Regions from separate parts of the Mus musculus genome. Here region 1 is linked to region 2. A link is a loop called in an ENCODE intact Hi-C map of the cell type or tissue named here. Cell type or tissue: heart. All regions are shown on one strand. Each heading gives the region's core, and the rest is flanking DNA. Links, peaks and the distances in the headings are about the cores only.

What was found. A loop is a pair of places that touch in the nucleus more often than their neighbours do. Peaks named below come from ENCODE experiments on the same cell type or tissue, not always from the same donor. Only the 100,000 strongest peaks of a DNase experiment are listed, where the experiment ranks them.
Region 1: a loop joins it to region 2, with 10 times the contacts of the local background. A loop is called at or near these places in 6 of 42 quality-filtered maps.

The regions. Positions count from the first base shown.
Region 1 is chr14:124,741,226-124,744,033 of GRCm38, forward strand. No RefSeq gene overlaps it. Among named protein-coding and RNA genes, the nearest start is that of Fgf14, 66 kb to the left of the region's middle. In heart, for the core only: a CTCF peak has its summit at 1,596 (motif pointing left); no DNase peak of the experiment used is centred there; H3K27ac peaks cover 1,268 bases.
Region 2 is chr14:124,409,926-124,412,733 of GRCm38, forward strand. The region is part of intron 1 of Fgf14 (fibroblast growth factor 14); the gene reads right to left. Among named protein-coding and RNA genes, the nearest start is that of Fgf14, 270 kb to the right of the region's middle. In heart, for the core only: a CTCF peak has its summit at 1,224 (motif pointing right); no DNase peak of the experiment used is centred there.

The DNA.
Region 1 (2,808 bases), core at 151-2,650, 330 kb after region 2:
GAAGTGGATATGCACAGTCAGCTATTGGATGGATCACAGGGCCCCCAATGGAGGAGCTAGAGAAAATACCCAAGGAGCTAAAGGGATCTGTAACCCTATAGGTGGAACAACATTATGAACTAACCAGTACCCCTGAGCTCTTGACTCTAGCTGCATATGTATCAAAAGATGGCCTAGTTGGCCATCACTGGAAAGAGAAGCCCATTGGACTTGCAAATTTTATATGCCCCAGTACAGGGGAATGCCAGGGCCAAAAAGTGGAAATGGGTGGGTAGGGGAGTGGGGGGGGAGTGTATGGGGGAACTTTTGGGATAGCATGGGAAATGTAAATGAGGAAAATACCTAATAAAAAAGAAAAAAGAAAAAAGAAAAAAAACACTATTTTCCATCTATGAAAATGAAGAGAATTTATATACATGTCTCTCCATTTTGTATTTAAGAACTGAATGTTCTCTATTTCATTGTCTGATATTGAGGTCCTTTAATAGTTCCCACACTTTGAAAAATCACTAGAAATCAAAATAAAATAAAACAGTTGGCCTAAAAAAAAAAAAAAAGAAAGAAAGAAAAATCTGGGCATCTCTTCCATATCCCAAAGGCCTCTTTCTCCAAATGTCCTCTCCCAAGAAAGGAGGCGCCTTGGGTGTCAGCCTCTTTGAGTGCCATTGCTCCCTCTTACTCTCTTATTCCAACCTTCTTTTCCAATTTTAACAAAATATAGCCATTGACAGCTGAAGACTTGAGTCCACCATGTCCTTTAAAACTGGTCTGTCAACTTCCTCAGCTGCAGAGCATCTATGCCTGGTTCACCAACTATAACACATCTGTCTCTTTAACAGCAATTCCCTGAGCCTGAGCCACAACAGTATTGTACTAGAGTCAGCAAGTTCTTCTTCAATTACAAAATCTTAACCTCCTTCCCTCTTCTCTTCCTCTGCCCCTGGCCTTCCCCCTTTCCCCTTCCCTGGGCATTTGGTAATATCTGTAAAGTTGGTTGCTTTTCTTTTCAACCCCTAAAATGTCAGCCACCTTTCTCTTTAAAAAGAAAAATAAATCCCAAGAGAAGAGTGTGGAGTTTTTAAGACACACACACACACACACAAAATCAGCTCTAAAAACAAACAACAATAATAAAACATAAAGGTTAGGGTTAGGGTGGGTAGGGGGTAGAAGAAAGGAATACATTCCATCCCTTATCCATTCTGGATTAGTAAACCAGCTCTCTTGCACACTCACCAAGAAAAATATTCTTTATGGCTGAGAGAGTTAAAAATAGATGAAGCTATCTTTAGTGCCTAACCCTGAGAAGCTGCACTAGCAGCAAGCAGAGGGGAACTCAGATAAGCAGTGTGTTAACTCCTGGAGGCCATTGGAGACAGATAGCTGGAGCTCCTGTGTGTTCTTTATATGTGTGTAGTAAGTGCTGGAGACTCTAACACAGACGTGTCCGGTAGAGGAGCTGAACCAGAGAGCAGTCATCAGACTTCCAAGCCAACAGAGGGTATAGTGAGAGGCTAGGATAAAGGGGTGAGGTCAAGAGGCCCACACCCTGGCTGAACCCCAGACAGCTGGTCAGCCTATGCTTCAACAGTGACACCCTGTGGCAGCAGCAGTGACAAGGATAATAGATTATGACATTCACTTCTGGTTTATTATTGCAAGGCTGTGGGCACTTCAGCTGAATGAGGGGCCAACATCCTCACACATTGTGTGGTTCATGTGTGCACATGTACATGTATGTAATTTTTATGTACATGTTTATGTGTGTGCCCACTGAAGGCCAGAGTTGCCAAGAATAAGATGTCAGATACAAGCAAGGAAAACCTTCAAAATTGTAAGAAAAGAATCATGCTAGAAAGCTGGTGCAGAGTGTAGAGTACCTGCCACAGGGCCTGCCAACCTGGGTTTGATCCACAGAACAGAAGATTCTGTATATTTACACACACACACACACACACACACACACACACACACACACACACACACACACAAAGAAAAATCAAAGGAAGGAAGGAAAGAAAGAAGAGAGAGAAAGGGAGAAAGAGAAAGAGAGAGAGAGAAAGAGAGAGAGAGAAAGAGAGAGAGAGAAAGAGAGAGAGAAAGAGAGAAAGAGAGAAGGAGAGAAGGAGAGAAGGAGAGAAGGAGAGAGAGAGAGAGAGAGAGAGAGAGAGAGAGAAAGAGAGAAAGAGAGAAAGAAAGAAAGAAAGAAAGAAAGAAAGAAAGAAAGAAAGAAAGAAAGAAAGAAAGAAAGAAAGAAAGAAAGAAAGAAAGAAAGAAAAAAGCTATAGAAGGGTTTAACTTGATTGGCTTGATTAGTAACAGAGACATAACTGTTTTGTATTGCTGGTGAACCCAAGCATGCTAACTAGATCTTAAAGTCGGATTGATAGAATACTTTTAAACACCCAAGATATTCATGTGTACCACTATTCCCTAAAAGTGAAGTCAGAACAAGGAACACTCCACACTGGAGGCCAGCTTTGGTTTTAGGTATGCTTCCTCCATTAAGAACCTGCATCTTTACAGTCTGATCTTCCATTCCATGACTATCAATAATGATGGGATACAGTACAGAGGTAATGATGTCATTATGTTGAAATTTTTCAGTTTCCATTATCCTTGAAACATAGGGCTTTGATGATTATGATTACCAGCATAAGATTTTCCCCTTAATATCACAGTTGGCAACACATCTGTTTTGTTTATACAATGAAAAATTTAGAGAAAGCTTCATTGTATGAAAATGATTAAATCACAGGGATGAATTCATGTTAAGAAATGCTATTAAAAATTTTAATTTTTTTTAAA
Region 2 (2,808 bases), core at 45-2,544:
TCAGGAAGTGGGAGTGGGTGGGTTGGGGATCAGGGGGAGGGGCAGAGGGAGAGGGTAGGGGATTTTCAGAGTGGAAACTAGAAAAAGGGATAACATTTGAAATGCAAAAAATATCTAATTAAAAAGAAAAAAAAGAAAAGCCACACCCTTAAAAGTATCAAATAGGAAAAAAAAAAAAAAGATTCTATAAGACCGGCACAAGGTTAGATGAGTCAATCCAGCTGAAGGTTCCTATAAACAAGCAAAAGAGTCAGAGACACCTCTACTCTCACTTTCAGGAGTCCCACAAGAACAACAAGCTTCACAACCATAAGTTATATGCAGAGAACCATGCTCAAATCCCTATAGACTCCATGGTTGTTGCTTCACTCTCTGTGAGCCACTATGACCACTGCTTAGTTGATTCTGTAGATCTTGTTATTTTGATCCCTGACTCTGCCCCCCTCCCCTCCCCCCCAAATCCATGGGGTTCTCCAAGCTCTGCCTAATGTTTGGCTATTTGTTCCTGTCAGTTGTTGGATAAAGCCTCTCTGATAATTATTGGACTAGGCACCCGTCTATGTCTGTGTAACTGGCAAAACTTCCAGTGGATGGACATCATCTCAACCACAAAACCTTTGATCTACCATTTATCCTGCCTGCAATAGGTGCTGGGTAATGGTTGTGCAGAACTTATGGGAGTGGCCAAGCAATAACTGCTCCAACTTGAGAAGCCAGCCATGAGAGGAAGCCCAAACCAGACACTGCCTGGATGGTGTAAACCAGAGGCTGAATAGCCCAGAGATAGAACCAAACACAACTGGTTAAAAAAAAAGCGAATGAAATGATTCCATGCAGCTTTGTAATGAGATCAAAGTAAATAGTAAGTTGATTGACAGCAGCAATTTAAGAGGTCTCAGAAAACAGATTTGTGGAAAATATAAATATTTTCTCCAAAGATTATCAAAAGATGGCTGGGCAAATGGGCCATTAAATTCATAAAAATACCTGCTTCTGCTACATAAAAACCTGAGCTGTTCAGGAGTCAGAAATTCATGTTTCAGTAGACATTCCAGTACATTCGAAAATTATTCTGAGTAAGCTCATATATACCTTTCTCTGTGCATATTTATGTTTAGCATTATTATTTAGGGATGTGGATGCTGAATCATTTTGTACCAAAAAGAGGGCTTGTGGTGTTCTCCAGGGTTTTTTGGCTTACTGAACACATTCCTGCTTCTACCACTAGAGGGCACAAATAAAGCTGGCTTGGAGAAAAACAGGCTTTGAAAATGACATTACTATTAGGGAGACTGAGTTTGTATACTTAGATGTGTGTGTTTTCTTTAAGTCAGAAGAAAAATCAAACATTCACACTTAAGCATGTATCTCTCTCAAACTCTCACAAAAATGTGTACATTTGAAAGGAGCAAGAAGCACAAATTACTCGTAAGAATGCAGAATATATTAAATAACAGAAGTTAAGTGATCAACAGAAACAGAAAAACATATAAAATACTGTCCCAGCTACAGTTTCCTTAAAAACATATTCCTATTTGTCTGGTCCTCAGTGAGAACTGTAGAGTCAATAGTTTTTGTTTTTTGTTTTTTGGTTTTTGTTTTGTTGTTGTTTTTTTTTTTTAGAGTAAGGTTTTTTACTTTATTGTAATGTTTTTTTCTGTACTTTACCTTAAACGTATTTTCACATTTCTTATTTGCACATACACATGTTTACATACACACAATATATTCTGAAGTTTAAACACTATGAGTACAATACAGATCATACATCCATATATAAGTCACAGAATAAACTAACTACACAGAAAAATAACAGGCAATTATAAGTCTTTAATATAGGACTCCATTTTAAATGCATTTTTAATTAAAAGAAAAACACAAGATATTAATAATATCTAAAACTTACTAAGTGTGTGCTCCATAATGCACATTGCTTTAAATGATTTCTTTTTATTTAGAGTAGATTATGTTAATGGATTTTTATTAGATATTTTCCTTATTTACATTTCAAATGTTATCCCCTTTCCTAGTTTCCCCTCCAAAAACCCCCATCCCACCCCCGTCCCCCCTGCTCACTAACCCACCCACTCCAGCCCCCATCCTGGCATTCCCCTACACTGGGGCATCAAGCCTCTCAGAGAATAGTTATGCTAGACTCCTGTCTGTAAGTATAACTGAGTATCGGTAATAGTGTCAGGGTTGGTTCTTGCCCATGGGATGGGTCTTAAGTTGGGCCAGTCATTGGTTGGTCATTCCCTTGGTCTCTGCTCCATTTTTGTCCCTGAGCTCTTGGAGGCAGGACACACTTGGGTTGAAGGTTTTGTAAATAGGTTGCTGTTCTTATCTCTCTCCTGAGAGTCCTGTCTGGCTATAGGACGTGACCACTTTAGGCTTCTTATCCCTCAATGCTAGGAGTCTCAACTAGAGTCACCCTCTTAGACTCACTCCATCCCAGATCTCTGGCCCATCTTAGAGATGATCCCCTCCCTGTCCCCTCCTTGTTATTTAGCTTCTGTGGGTCCCAGAAACTGAACCACCAATCAAAGAGCATATATTGGTATGGGGGAGGGGGAGGGGAGCCTTCTCCTCAGAAAAAAAAGAGGAAGGGTAATTGGGATGGGAGAAGAGTTTGCTAGTGGGCCTGGGGGGTGGAAAGCTGAATAAATAAATAAATAAATAAATAAATAAATAAATAGGGAAGAAAGAAAAATACAAGATGTGGTTTTGTTGCTATCTTCACAGAGTGGTGTACCAGAGTTACAACTGGAGAGTATCTTCATCTTCAACAGCTATTTTTTAGCTTTTAAA